Regions from separate parts of the Homo sapiens genome. Here all the other regions are linked to region 3. Evidence: chromatin contacts called from ENCODE Hi-C or POLR2A ChIA-PET data. All regions are on one chromosome and are shown on one strand. Each heading gives the region's core, a stretch centred on a gene start or an enhancer-like site at or near the end of the contact. The rest is flanking DNA. Distances are from core to core; before and after follow the strand shown. Region 1 holds the start of ASPHD2 (aspartate beta-hydroxylase domain containing 2). Region 2 holds the start of TPST2 (tyrosylprotein sulfotransferase 2). Region 3 holds the start of TTC28-AS1 (TTC28 antisense RNA 1). Region 4 holds the start of THOC5 (THO complex subunit 5). Region 5 holds the start of AP1B1 (adaptor related protein complex 1 subunit beta 1).

Evidence for each region. Hi-C counts contacts between places; a loop is a spot of excess contacts on that map. ChIA-PET counts read pairs that join two places held with the same protein, here RNA polymerase II (POLR2A). Pooled maps may share reads with other maps.
Region 1: a loop to region 3 is called in a map of CD4-positive, alpha-beta T cell, with 4 times the contacts of the local background. The contact joins the promoter of ASPHD2 here to the promoter of TTC28-AS1 in region 3. A Hi-C loop is called at or near these places in 1 of 168 maps with a recorded cell type or tissue (CD4-positive, alpha-beta T cell), 5 of 37 single-sample maps with no recorded cell type and 11 of 50 pooled maps.
Region 2: a loop to region 3 is called in a map of CD8-positive, alpha-beta T cell, with 37 times the contacts of the local background. The contact joins the promoter of TPST2 here to the promoter of TTC28-AS1 in region 3. A Hi-C loop is called at or near these places in 1 of 168 maps with a recorded cell type or tissue (CD8-positive, alpha-beta T cell), 2 of 37 single-sample maps with no recorded cell type and 8 of 50 pooled maps.
Region 4: a loop to region 3 is called in a pooled map, with 13 times the contacts of the local background. The contact joins the promoter of THOC5 here to the promoter of TTC28-AS1 in region 3. A Hi-C loop is called at or near these places in 5 of 50 pooled maps. POLR2A ChIA-PET finds 5 or more read pairs at or near these places in 2 of 52 experiments (activated B cell and activated naive CD8-positive, alpha-beta T cell).
Region 5: a loop to region 3 is called in a map of CD4-positive, alpha-beta memory T cell, with 9 times the contacts of the local background. The contact joins the promoter of AP1B1 here to the promoter of TTC28-AS1 in region 3. A Hi-C loop is called at or near these places in 1 of 168 maps with a recorded cell type or tissue (CD4-positive, alpha-beta memory T cell), 1 of 37 single-sample maps with no recorded cell type and 8 of 50 pooled maps.

What each region holds. Positions count from the first base shown.
Region 1 is chr22:26,427,919-26,430,618 of GRCh38, forward strand. It overlaps ASPHD2 (aspartate beta-hydroxylase domain containing 2), which reads left to right and starts at 1,342. Exons shown (of 4, transcript NM_020437.5): 1 at 1,342-1,568. RefSeq lists silencers at 1,183-1,312, 1,433-1,492.
Region 2 is chr22:26,588,867-26,591,566 of GRCh38, forward strand. It overlaps TPST2 (tyrosylprotein sulfotransferase 2), which reads right to left and starts at 1,266. Exons shown (of 7, transcript NM_003595.5): 1 at 1,187-1,266. It also overlaps a transcript of CRYBA4 not described here. RefSeq lists enhancers at 464-964, 1,481-1,620 and silencers at 811-990, 1,001-1,370.
Region 3 is chr22:27,917,926-27,920,625 of GRCh38, forward strand. It overlaps TTC28-AS1 (TTC28 antisense RNA 1), which reads left to right and starts at 1,451. Exons shown (of 5, transcript NR_026963.1): 1 at 1,451-1,620. It overlaps PITPNB (phosphatidylinositol transfer protein beta), which reads right to left and starts at 1,331. Exons shown (of 12, transcript NM_012399.5): 1 at 1,247-1,331. The coding sequence starts at 1,266. MIR3199-1 (microRNA 3199-1) reads right to left here and starts at 2,687; the gene lies at 2,600-2,687. It overlaps MIR3199-2 (microRNA 3199-2), which reads left to right and starts at 2,601; the gene lies at 2,601-2,686. RefSeq lists enhancers at 531-1,516, 1,517-2,501, 1,672-1,851 and silencers at 782-1,101, 1,292-1,361.
Region 4 is chr22:29,552,506-29,555,205 of GRCh38, forward strand. THOC5 (THO complex subunit 5) reads right to left here and starts at 1,252. Exons shown (of 20, transcript NM_003678.5): 1 at 1,166-1,252. NIPSNAP1 (nipsnap homolog 1) reads right to left here. Exons shown (of 10, transcript NM_003634.4): 10 at 2,303-2,700. RefSeq lists enhancers at 1-74, 1,472-2,169, 1,553-1,622 and a silencer at 963-1,152.
Region 5 is chr22:29,387,227-29,389,926 of GRCh38, forward strand. AP1B1 (adaptor related protein complex 1 subunit beta 1) reads right to left here and starts at 1,344. Exons shown (of 23, transcript NM_001127.4): 1 at 1,198-1,344. It also overlaps a transcript of RFPL1 not described here.

The DNA.
Region 1 (2,700 bases), core at 92-2,591, 1.5 Mb before region 3:
TGAAGGTGGGTCCTGGGACAGGGAGTAGGTGGGTTCTGGAACAGGAAGGAGGTATGTTCTGGAACAGGGTGAAGGTGGCTTCTGGAATAGGGAGGAGGTGGGCTCTGGGACAGGGTGGAGGTGGGTCCTGGGACAGGGAGGAGGTGGGTCCTGGGACAGGGTGGAAGTGGGTCCTGGGACAGAAAGAAGGTAGGTTCTGGAAGAGGGAGGAGGTGGGCTCTGGAAGAGGGAGGAGGTGGGTTCTGGAAGAGGGAGGAGGTGGGTTCTGTAACAGGAAGGAGGTGAGTTCTGGCACAGGGTGGAGGTGGGTCCTGGGACAGGGAGGGAGGTGGGTTCTGGAACAGGAAGGAGGTACGTTCTGGAACAGGGTGAAGGTGGCTTCTGGAATAGGGATGAGAAATGGATTCTGGGACAGACATGAGGTGGCTTCTGGGCCATGTTAGAGATAAATTCTGGGACACAAGAGAGGTGGGTCTGGGACAGAGACAGATGGATTGTGGGCGGGCCATCCTACTCTATGCTCCCAGAACCCACCCATGCAGTTTCCCTGGCGCCCCTAACACATCCCGTAGCCACTGTTAGTCTCCCCCAGGTCTTAGCTCAAACGTCACCTCCTCCAAGCAGCCTCCTTGGGGCCTCCATTCGCAGCTCATCAGTCCCCTGGTCAGACAACCGTCCTGCCTGTACTTCCCCTCCTAAACCCTACCCGGGGGTGAGGGTCCCCTCCCGCTAGACGGTGGCTCACTGAGGGCAGGGCGGGCCTGAGCGCTCACCGCGCACGCTCAGCGCAGCTGGCAGGGACGGGGACCCAGGCTGGCCCATCATTACTGTACTGAGCGAATGAGTTTTCCATGAGACTAAGAATCTGGTTTGATTTGCGGTTCCATTCCAAGTGCCTGAGGGCCTCAGAAGTCCGTGTTGAGTCCATCAATAAAGGAAAGAAGGCGTTAGGGCGAGAGGAAGTGAGGTGGGGGGGAAGTGAAAGAGAATGAAAAGGAGGAAATGGAGACGAGGGCGACTCAGAGAGGAACAGAGAGACAGAGGGAGGGAGAACTGAGAAAGACACAGAGCGAAAAACGAAAGAGCGAAGGAAGCGACGCGAGCCTTTCTTAATGAATGACTGCACGCCCGTCGCCGCCTGCGCGCAACCTCGGGCTGGGCGGGCGCTGCGTCTCGGGGCGCACTGCCAGGACCCTCCGGAGCGGCGGCGGGCGCGGCCTCGGGTCGCCTCCCGCACTGCGAGCGCAGGTGCCGGGTGCAGGGGGGTCCCCGGCCCCGCCCCGCAGGCCCCGCCCCCCCGTACCCCCTCCCCCGGCGGCCCAGCGCGCGCGGCATTGTGGGAGTTGTGGTCTTCGCGGCCCCGCGGAGCGCAGCGCGGCGTCGGCACCGGCAGGGGCACCGGCGCGGCTTAGGCTCGGGCTCGGGCTCCGGCTCGGGCTCCCGCGGCGTGGGCTGGGCAGCAGCCAGGCGGCGGCTCCGCGGCGCCGGGCAGGGGCCGTCCGCGGGTCCGCGCCCTCGGGCGGCGGCGTCTCCTGGGTCCCGGCAGCCGTCCGCGCGCCCGGGCGCAGGTAAGCTTCGTCTCCGGGGGCTGCCGGGGCGGGAGGGCGGCGCGGCTGGGCCGACCCCAGGACAGGGGTTGGAGGCGGGAGCCCGGCAGCTGCAGGCCCACGGCCCTCCCTTACCGGCGCCGCCGCCGCCGCCGCCCCCGCCGAGGATGCTCCGGGACCCGGGCGCCCGCATCCCGGCCCGGCCGAGGCCAGTGCTCGTACGTGCTAAGCGCCGCCGCCTCGGAGCCGGGCATCACCCTCCCTAGACCTCCTCCTACTCCTCTTCCCTGCCCCATCGTGGTCCCTTCCTCCATCTCCCTTCTCCCCTGTGACCCCTCTTTCCTCACCTCCTGTCCCCTCCCCCAGCCCTCAGCATCACCCACTTCCCATATTTCACGTGGTGACCCTCCTCCCCTGTCCCACGAATTATGAGGCGCCATAAACCTCCTTCCACAATCTTGAGCTGATCGTCCACTTTTCCGGGCAACACTCACCTTTCCATCGTCCCATCCCCCTCCTCCCCTGACCTCCTGGTGGTCACCATCTGTGCTAACCCATCTTCAGCCCTCCCCTCTTTCCCACTCTCCAGGGCAGGTGGGTGCTGAGAAGCTGGCCAAGAGAGGGAAGGTCCCCAGGTCTGCACCGGGAAGGGCTGGCCCCACGGCATCTCTCTGGCTCCTGAGTGGAGAGGGTGACAGGCATCACACACCTTGCCCAGTGCTGCTCACTGGGGGGCTTCCAGGGTGACTTGGCCTCATCCTGAGGGTGAGCAGACACTCTTTGGCATTAGGCAGCCTCTGGGAATGGACATCTGAACTAGGCTGACCAGGTCAGGCCTGACACCGGCTCTCCCAGGTGTTCATGGTGTGAGAAGTTGTCTTGGATTGGACTTGCTCTCCAACTGGCCATGGATTTGGACTCAATTCCCCAGAGCCAACTGAGCTGGAAGATCTGGGGTTGCTTATTATTAAAGTGCAGAGCTGCAATGAGATGTCCCCATCCCTGATGAGGACAGAAATAACACAGATGACAATGAACAGATGTGCGAAGGAAGCTGGAAGCTACTGTGGTCACTGGGCAAGGAGCTGTCGGGGGAGAGAGTCTCTCCTCTCCCCACTGGGTAGATGGGGAGTTGTCACTAGGTAGCTGTGAG
Region 2 (2,700 bases), core at 16-2,515, 1.3 Mb before region 3:
GGGAGAGGTGTCCACCCACAGCCCAGTCTGGCAGACAGACATGCAAGGGAATGTCTGTTGGGAAGTGAGAAAAAGGGCTGGCTAACTCTGTGGGGTTCAAAACAGGAAGCACCCAACAATACCAGGAGAATGCCAGGGAAGGCTTCCCGGAGGAGGTGCTGCTTGAGGGGGCTTCTGTAGGATAAGTAGGAGTTCAACAGCCCGCCTCCTCAACATCCCCAAGGACATTAAGTCAGGAGGCCTGTGAGTGAGTTTCAGCTCTGCCACATCCTAGCTGTGAATCCTAGGGTCACGGGCAGGTGACCTCTCCAAGCCTCAGTCTCCCCATCTGTAAAAGGGGAAGGGGGCAAGAGGTTAGGCACGGTTCTTTCTAATGACTCTGCTGAGGTGGATGGTTCCTTCCCTAGGGAACGGGCCTTTGAGTGGGAATGCCAGACCTCGACCTCTGTCCCATCTAACAACGACTCTGCCAGGTCAGGCGTGCTCAGCCTCTGAGCCCATGCTCCCAGTCCCCTGCTACCAGTCCCAGTCCCGGCTTTCCGGGCACCTCCCATCCAGCTCACACCGAGAAGCGGAGTTTACGGAGGGAGGTTGGGGGTTGGGGTGGGATCCTCGGGTCAAATTCCTCTCCACTCCTCACCAGTGACCTCCAAGTTCACTAGGGCTCCCCAACCCAGTGCTCCCAGCGCCCACCTCCCCAGCCGACGATTTCCGCCCCCAACGCCTCCACTTCTGACGCTCCTCGCAACTCCACGGCTGCTGCAAGTTAACTTCCACGCGCCCTGGCGCCCGCCTGGGGGTCCCCGCGCGCCTGGGCGAGGTTGGGGACTCCGGAGGCGGGGACGCGCCGCCCTCCCCCCCAGTCCCCCCGCCAACAGACGCTGAGCGTCTCCCAGGCGCTGGGTCCGAAGCGGGAAGCGTGGTAACGGGGGCCCGGTGGATGCCGCACCCCGCGGAAAGCGCTCGGGACGCCGAGCGGGTGCGGATCCCAGAACCGCGCGCCCGCGCCGCCTGCCTGCCTCCCAGATCCCAGCTCCCAGCCCCGGAGCCCGAGCAGTCGCGCCGGGCCCGGAGGCAGCCGCCAGGACGGAGGGCTGCCAGGCGCCCGAGGCCGACCCGCACGGCCCCCAGCCCGCGCCCCCGGTTGCAACCCGAGGCCACCCCCTGCCGCCCCAGGGCCACCTACCGTGGCGAGACGCGGCGAGGCAGCCCCACGCACCCAGCGACTCCCGGCTCTCCAGCCGCCCCAGCCGGGGAAGGGGGAGGTGCCCGCGCGGGGGCGGGGCCGCGGCGACGTGACGTACGGGGGCGGGCCCGATACGCGGCCCCGCCCCGCCCCGCCCCATCCCCTCCACTGCGCCTCGGGACCGCGAGGTGAGCAGAGGCTGGTCGGGAAGTTTCCCGGAGGCTCGCCCCGGGAACCCCGCCCCGCCGCCCTGGAAGCCCCTGTCTGCTCGCTGGCTTACCCCTAGGACGGGCAGCTCACCACTTCTCCCGGTCAGTTCTGTTTAAGAGAAGTTCCTTTCTGCCTGTAAGCAATGAAGTGGAATGATCACCAAAAAGTGGTGTAAGAAAAGAAAAGTAGACCCGCAGCGGGGTGTATTCGTGCTACTGTTTGTGTAAAACACAGAAAAAAGAAAGGGGTGGTCTGATGTATAGTCATACACACCAGTGGTTTTGGAGGGAGTTTTTGTGGATATACCACATTCTCTCCATTTATCAGGGATTTTGCCCTGACATCCCTCCACCACCACGACATTTGGCAATCTCTGAAGACATTTTTGGTTGTCATAACTGGGGAAGTGGAGAGGCGATACTGGCATCTAGTGAGTAGAGGCCTGGAATGCTGCTAAACATTCTGCGGTGCATAGGACACCCTTTCCACCCCCAGCCCTGCCACTACCCCCCCAAAAAAAACCCTGCAAAAAATGCCGAATAGCGTAAAGGTTGTGAAGCCCTGATATACACAAATGAAACAAAACTCCTGACTGATAAATCTTAGCACAGTCTAAGTTCTATAACCTTTCAGTGCTTCTGCTTCTTCATGTGTAAAATTGGAAAAATAATAGAGCTATCTATGCATCGTATGCTTGTGCATTGAATACCTGAAGAAAAGGTAGGGTAGGCATGCAGGCTTACTTTTCATTGTGAACTTTGGTTCTTTGTTCTCTTTTAACTTTCTATTTGCCATATGTATATATTATCTGTTTAAAATAAATTTCTGGGTCAGGTGCATGGCTCACACCTGTGATTCTAGCACTTTGGGAGGCGAGGCGGGCGGATCACTTGAGGCTAGGAGTTCAAGACCAGCCTGGCCAAAATGGTGAAACCTCGTTTCTAATAAAAATACGAAAATGACTTTGGGAGGCCAAGGTGGGTGGATCACATGAGGTCAGGAGTTCGAGACCAGCCAGGCCAACATGGCGAAACCCTGTCTCTACTAAAAATACAAAAATTAGCCGGGTGTGGTGGTACATGCCTGTAGTCCCAGCTACTCAGGAGGCTGAGACAGGAGAATCGCTTGAACCTGGGAGGCAAGGGTTGCAGTGAGCTGAGATTGCACTGCACTCCAGCCTGGGCAACAAGTGAGACTCTGTCTCAAAAAAAAAAAAAAAAATGCAATCCCAGCACTTTGGGAGGCCGATGCGGGTGGATCACCAGGTCAGGAATCCAAGACCAGCCTGACCAATATGGTGAAAC
Region 3 (2,700 bases), core at 201-2,700:
GTCTGAGCAAAGACCTGGAAGAAGGTGAGTTAGTGTGCCAAGGGAAGAACACTTCAAGCAAAGGGAACAAAAGCAGGTGGAAAGGTCTTGAACTGAACTTATTCTAGAGTAGCAGAGGAACAGCAAGGAAGCTTGCGAAGATGGAATGGGCAAGGAAAAGGTAGTAAATGAGATCAGGGCAGGAAAAAAAAGTGTAAAGCCTTGTAGCTGTTGCAGAGGCTTTGACTTTTATTCTGGGTGAGACAGGGAGTCTTTGGGAGGTATTAAGTCTCAGAGAAGTGCATCAGTGACTTTTTAAAGGAGGTTTAAGAACACTAAAAATAAGGTGTCTGAAAAAAGCTAAATTAAGCCAAAAATATTTCTAAGAATTTAAAATGAAGAATTTGAAAACCAACGAATGGGCCATACTCGACCTCCCTAGCTGCCCAAAGGATGCTGACGACACGAACCAGCTGTGACAGACGAACATTCAGAGGCAAGCAGATTTCCGTAATGTTTACAGTCCTTGCCAGTAGGAAAAGCCGTGACTTTTCAACAAAATCACTTGGCCAGTCGGATGCACCTCGAAATCCCTCCATTTGACAGAGCACGTGTTAACTTCTAAGAAAGTAGGTGGGGCCCGGGATGTCACCTCATCTTAAAACATGCGGAAACCAAAAAGAGAAAAGGCTCTCCCGTCAAGTCAGCGGAGCTGCCCAGGAGAGCGGAGGCTTTCCGGAATCCCGGCTCCACCACGAACTTCAAGGCGCCAGCGTCCCACCGCGAGTCCTGACACGAGGGCTGCCTTCAACCGGCAAGCCCATCTCCCGCTGGTTACCAGGGGACTCCACCCCGGACGACAAATCACAGTCAGAACCAACGTGTCTCTCCCACCCTCGGACTGCGGCTCCTTCCCACCGGCGGGCCTGGGGGTGGGCCCAGACCCAGCCTGGGGGTGGGGGGTTGGGGAGAAGGCGGGTCCCAGCGGAAACTCCCGGCCGCGCCTTCCCGAGCCATGCGCTCGGGCCGGGACCCAGCCGCCTTCGCCCCGGGGAAGGGAGAGGGCGTGTTACCACGGCAATGCCTGGAGGGCCGAGGGGCGCACTCGCTGAGGGGCTTCGAAGGGGCCGGGGGAGGGAGGGGGCGCCCGCAGGGAGGGGCTGACACAGGGCTGACTCCGATTTAGGAATATCCTACCACTTCTCCATCAACAAATCTCCCATCACTGCCGTCCCACGGCCTCGCTCGCGCCCACAGACCCACTCACAATTCCTTGATCAGCACCATCTTCCCGGAACCCCCTCACAGCTGCCGCCGATACCACCGCCGCCGCCGCCGCTACCGCCTCTCACAGCGCCTGCGCGGCCCCGCCTCCCTGCCCCCCCGAGCCACCATCGCGCCTGCGTGCTTACACCCTTCCGCCGCGACCAGTCGCGTCAGCGCGCGAGGGGGCCTAGCTCCGCCCAGTTTCGTGCCCCACCCCGGGCACACGAGGCCTCCACTGCGGTTGCGCAGCCTGCCGAAGAGCGTGCGGCTTCTACTGCGGCTGCGCAAGCTCGACGCGCGCACTCTTGTCTGCTTACGAGGGCTCCTCCCTTCAGCTTTGGTCCCTCGGGGCGTCTGGGCAGCCTACGCTTTCCGGTGAGTTTTCCAGTTGGTTCTTTGGAAGCCGTTTTGCGGTGACTGGTTTTCTGCTCTCTCTCACTGCTCCGAGTCAGGGCCCACCTCCTTGACCGACACCTCACCTCCATAGTCCACATAAAAGACTCCTGACAGGTTCTGGAGGCAGCCGACGCCAGCTTCTGTTCCCCTCCCCAGCCCTTGGCAGCTCAGGTTCCGCGGGAGGACGTTCACCTGCTTCGCGGTCTCGTGGAGGTCCACCGCGGCGGAGAATCCTAAACCTCACCTGTGACTCGGCAGGATGAGCGGCCAGCACTCCCGACGGAGGCCCTCTGGGAGAAAAGAGGCCCTTGGCCTCGAGACCCAGGAAAGCGGGCTGTTCAGGAGTTGGTTCGCGCAGTTACACCGAAAGCGCCGTGGGCCTCAAAGCCGCAGCCCGGAGGTCGCTGGCTTGCTCTGTGTCAGACACGGTTCTAGGCAGTGGGGATGCATCTAGAAGCAGACACAGTCCCTGTTCTCAAGAAGCTCACAGTCTAGAGGAGACAACTCACTTGGAAAGAAAGCAGGGAGAATTTGGGGTGGTGGGGAAGTGCTATGCTATGAATACAGTGGAGTACTGGGAGAAGCAGAGGACTCAAGACAAGGGCTGTCTTAGGAGGCGGTGTTTGAGCCTAGCCTGTTAGGATGTGAGAGGGGCATTCCAGTTGGAGGGAAATATGACCCGAGGATGGAGTAAGCCTAGGGTGTTCAAGGATCAGCTAGAGGGCAGATGTGGCCAGAACATCCTAAGTGAGGGTGGGAAATGAGCTGGGACCAACTGGATTACTAGGCCATAGTAAAGAATTTGTCTTCTAAGAACCATGAGAACCTGTTGAAAGGCTATTAAGACGATTAAAATATCACGAAAACATTTTTGTATAAACATCTGGTGTATCTGATAGTGGAATACATCTGTGGAGTTAGGGCTGCCTCCAAAAAAATAACGGAAATGGACTGACTCAGTGACTCCCAGGGACTGCCTTAGGAGAAAGTTTCTGGAATGTCAGAACTTCCAGAAACTTTCTCCTAAGGCAGTCCCTGGAGTCACCGAGTTTCTCTTAT
Region 4 (2,700 bases), core at 2-2,501, 1.6 Mb after region 3:
CAGCAGCCGCCCCGTCCGGGAGGTGGGGGGCAGCCCCCGCCCGGCCAGCCGCCCCGTCCGGGGGGGAGGTGGGGGCCAGCCCCAGCCCGGCCAGCCGCCCCGTCGGGTCGGGGGTAGGGGGGCGCCTCCGCCTGGCCGCCACCCCGTCCGGGAGGTGGGGGGCGCCTCTGCCCGGCCGCCCCTTCTGGGAGGTGAGGAGCCCCTCTGCCTGGCCGCCACCCCGTCTGGGAGGTGTACCCAACAGCTCATTGAGAACGGGCCATGATGACGATGGCGGTTTTGTCTAGTAGAGAGGGGGGAAATGTGGGGAAAAGATAGAGAAATCGGATTGTTGCTGTGTCTGTGTGGAGAGAGGTGGACAAGGGAGACTCCATTTTGTTCTGTACTGAGAGAAATTCTTCTGCCTTGGGATGCTGTTGGTCTATAGCCTTACCCCCAACCCCGTGCTCTCTGAAACATGTGCTGTGTCCACTCAGGGTTAAATGGATTAAGGGCGGGGCAAGATGTGCTTTGTTAAACAGAAGCTTGAAGGCAGCATGCTCCTTAAGAGTCATCACCACTCCCTAATCTCAAGTACCCAGGGACACAAACACTGCGGAAGGCTGCAGGGTCCTCTGCCTAGGAAAACCAGAGACCTTTGTTCACTTGTTTATCTGCTGACCTTCCCTCCACTATTGTCCTATGACCCTGCCAAATCCCCTCTGCGAGAAACACCCAAGAATTATCAATAAATACTAAAACAAACAAACAAACAAATTTTTAATAAACGGTAGTAGAGGTGGTAAGTTGATCTGGCAAAGCCTACAAAGACCGGACCTGAAAGGCTTAAGTGTGGGAAATCCTGACTTTGGCAACACAGTAGAGTGCCTGGCACACCGAAGAGCACGATATATGTGAGCTGTTACCATCACCACCACCCCCACCCCCATCAGGCTACATTACCACAATCAAGAGGCTCCAACGTGAAGCCTGAGGATGCTGCAGCGAACACTTTTCGGATGAGGTAACAGCGCAGCGCCGAGAGGCCGGGGACCGCGGGTAGTGAGGGAGGAGAAGCCGGGTCAGACCCCAGCCCAGGGGCGCCCTTTGGGCGATCAGCACCTCAGTCCCGGAGCGCCCAGCCCCGCCCCATCTCCCAGCCCCACTGCCCTTGTCCCCTCCTCACCTCACAGCTCCAAGAACCTGGCACCGGGAGTAAGCCACTGCCGGAGGCGGAGCAAAGCTTGCCCGCGCACCATAGAGAACCGGAAGTAAGGAAGGGGCGGCCGACCGGAAGCGAGGCGTAGAGGCCGGAAGCTCAGCGCGGAGGCCCCCGAGGGAGGTGGTGGCGTGGTGAGACTGTAAAAACAAAGACACATGCTTCTCGTTCACTGTGCCCAGGGCCTAAGAGAGTGTCCAGCAGCTAGTGGGCGCTCCACCGAGTAGTTGAATTAATGTTGTGTTATGTCCAAGATAACACGAAAGAACCTGGTAGCGCGGCGGGGAAGATTTCGGCGCTAGAGGATTTGCCTGCATAACCTTACTTCTTAATTATTATTTTTACCATAATATGCCACGCCAGTGAAGGCAACAAGTCAGGGAGGGCATTAACCTCATTTTACACTTGGCTTTTTGAGGAGTGCATCACCAGTTTCTCCATTTTAGGCCTGACTTGCCCAGGACAGAGTCACAACTCTAACGCAGTATTTGAAAGCTTCAGGTATTTCCTACCCCTGGCATGAACTGTACAAACAAGGCCCAGGATTTTTTCGTGTAAATCCTCATCTGGAGCTAGTAACACGTGTCCTGAATCCCTGGTTGTACGGGGCCAGTTCCTTCTCCTTCCCAGGAGCAAGGAGGAAAATACTGGCTCTTTTTTATTTTTATTTTTATTTGAGACAGAGTTTTGCTCTCTCACCCAGGCTGAAGTGCAGTGGCGCAATCCCCGCTCACTGCAAACTCCGACTCCAGGGTTTAAAGGATTCTCCTGCCTCAGCCTCCTAAGTAGCTGGGATTACAGGCATGCACCACCATGCCCAGCTAATTTTTGTATTTTTAGTAGAGACAGGGTTTCACCATGTTGCCCAGGCTGGTCTTGAACTCCTGACCTCACTCAAGTGATCTGCCCACCTCGGACTTCCAAAATGCTGGGATTACAGGCGTGAGCCACTGCACCCAACCAGTACTGACTGTTGAGAATAGCTCAAGAACACAGTACCCTCCAGGAGGGTAGATCTGCCATGTGGGACTAAGCCCACCAGCTCTACTGTGCCCTGCCTCAGGCACCTGCTAAAGTTCCTTGCAGATGAAGAAAAGACACTGATTTATAGTAAATATTTAATTGTTTCCATCAGCAATTCCAGCACAAGTTTTCCTGGATGGTAGGCAGAATCAAGCTACCCAAGGGTTCATGATGAGGTATGGGGGTCACTGAGGAGACCCCCAGAGTCACTGACCCCTCCCGCCACCTCCACACACCAGGTGGCCCTGCAGAATGAGGGTTGGGCTGATAGAATGTCAATTAGGGGAGACAGGATACAGGGTGAGGGAACAGGGTCTAGCTTGTATATTTGCCTGCAGGAAGGAGGGAGGGCAGGAGAGACTCTGCATAGAAGGACTGGAACTACACATTTAAGTTTTCAACCCCAATATGCAGGGGGAAACAGCCAAGCCACTCTCCATCTGTCTAGTATTAGGAACCTCTCTTCAAGTGGTCTTTTG
Region 5 (2,700 bases), core at 94-2,593, 1.5 Mb after region 3:
CCCTTATGAAGATCAGACAAAAAGCAATAAGGCTACATCGTGACATAAATCCAAATAAATACAACGGCAGCTAAAAATCTTTTTTTTTTTTTTTTTTTTGAGACGGAGTCTCACTCCGTGGCCCAGGCTGGAGTGCAGTCGCACGATCTCGGCTCACTGCAACCTCCACCTCCTGGGTTCAAGCGATTCTCCTGCCTCAGCCTCCCAAGTAGCTGGGATTACAGGCGTACGCCACCATGTCTGGCTAATTTTTGTATTTTTATTGGAGACAGGGTTTCACCATGTTGGTCAGGCTGGTCTTGAACTCCTGACCTCACGATCCACCCGCCTCAGCTTCCCAAAGTGCTGGGATTACAGGCGTGAGCCACCATGTCTGGCTAAAAGTCTTAAATATCCCCTACACCCCAACCTTAACTCCAGTCTTTCCTTTGTCTCTGTACTTTGCAGGTCTCTGACAGCCTGGCAGAAAACCTGGCCTTGCCTCTACTACCCGAATGACCTTACATGTGGGATTTAACCTCTCTGTGCCTCAGGGTCCTCATCGATAAAATAGGGATATTTAATCCCCACAAAGGTTGCTGTGAAGTTTAAATGTGTCATTGTAAGGAAAGTGCTTAGCACAGTGCCCGGTACACAGAAGGGACTCGATAGCCACTAGCAAGCATCTCCCTCGTTATTTTGCAGCATTATCACCGGTGTCTCCATTCAGTTAACTTGTCTTAGAGGCTCCAACAAACAAGACCAAGCCAGTGCCTAGCCGGAGGCGGGCGGCACGGGACCGTTTTCTAGTTTTTTTTTCTTTCTTCTTTTTCAACCTTGGCAAAGAGATAACGCCCTGAACAACGAGGAGGCCTCAGGATGGCCATGGAGGTGAGTCCGAAAGAGGAAATCAGAGCCCGAAGAGTTTTCCCTCAGGCCAGTGGGGAATTCCTCGGGGCCTAAGTCCTGTCTCTCCGGGCGGAAGCCCCAGGAGGTGCTGCGGGTATGGGGCGGCCGAGGAACAGGCCGGCGGCCAAGTGGGCGCGAATGAATGAACGAACCCTCAGCCCTTCCTCCTCCTCTGGCTGGGGACGTCGCTCGCGCCCCTGCAGCGCCGCGTCCTCTTCATGACCTCTGACCCCGCAAACCCCTCACCTAGGACCCCTGACCCCTCGCCCCACTTCTTCTCCTGGCTCGCCCGGGTCCCCGCTTCCTCACCCGCAGGTCCCAATAGCTCCCGGCGCCCCGGCTCGGTTCGGCTTGGCACCAAAATGTCCGCGGCCTCCACCTCTCGCTCTCCCGGTGCGTCCGGGCTGCCGGCGGCTCGGAGCCCCGCGGCTGTCACCTGCCGGGCGGAAGTGAGCTGCCCGCGCGCGGGTACTTCCGGTGGACGCAAGGCCTGAAGGCGGGGTCAAGGGTACAACCCTGGCGGGGGTGGTGCCCGTGGGGCGGGGCAAGAAAAGGGGAAGAGCCCAACGGTATTAACCCCTCGGCAGCCGCGGCGCTGCTATGCTGCAGTCTCCCGCAGAGCCCTTGGGAAACCATCCCGCTAGCCAATTCAGCGTGAGGGGGCCGGGCAAGGTCGTAGGGAGTTTGAAGTCCATCTTCTGTGTAAAGACGGCAAATCTGAGGTTCTAAGAGGGGCAGGGTTTTGCTCAAGGTCACTCATTTTTTGTTTGTTTGTTTGAAATAGGGTCTTGCTCTGTTGCTCAAGCTAGAGTGCAGTGGCTCGAAGATCTGGGCTCACTGCACCCTCCGCCTCCCAGGCTCAGGTGATCCTCTCACCTCAGCCTCCCAAGCAGCTGGGACCACAGGTGCGCAGCACTACGCCCGGCTAATTACTTATTATTTACTTATTTATTTTTTGTAGAGAGAGTCTCACTTTATTGCTCAGGCTGGTCTCGAAATCATGGACCCGAGAGATCCTCCCGCCTCGGCTTCCCAAAGTGCTGGGATTACAGAGGGGTCTCTCTCTGTCCAAACTAGGTTTACAGCTCTAGTTTGGACCCCTCCATTCTTAAGATGAGTGACCTTGAGCCAGACACAGTGGCTCATACCTGTAGTCCCAGCTACTCGGGAGCCTGAGGCAGGAGAATAGCTTGAGCCCAGGAGGTTGAGGTTACAGTGAGCTATAATTGCAGCACTGCACTCCAGCCTGGGCGACAGATCCAGACCCTGTCTCAAAAAAAGAAAAAAAATGGCCGGGCATGGTGGCTCACACCTGTAATCCCAGCACTTTGGGAGGCCGAGGCGGGCGGATCACAAGGCCAGGAGATCGAGACCATCCTGGTTAACATGGTGAAACCCCGTCTCTACTAAAAACACAAAATATTAGCCGGGTGTGGTGGCAGGCGCCTGTAGTCCCAGCTACTCAGGAGGCTGAGGCAGGAGAATGGCGTGAACCCGGGAGGCAGAGCTTGCAGTGAGCCGACATCACACCACTGCACTCCAGCCTGGGCGACAGAGCAAGACTCCGTCTCAAAAAAAAAAAAAAAGAAAAAAGAAAAAAACCATCTGCAATCCCACTGACCTAAGACAATCACTTTTAATATTTTGGTGAATATTCTTCCAAACTTGATAGATCATTTGTTTTTTTTTGTTTGTTTGTTTTGAGACAGGGTCTCGCTCTGTTGCCCGGACTGGAGTGCAGTGTCGTGATTTTGGCTCACTGCAACCTCTGCCTCCCAGGTTCAAGCGATTCTCCTGCCTGGGCCTCCCAAG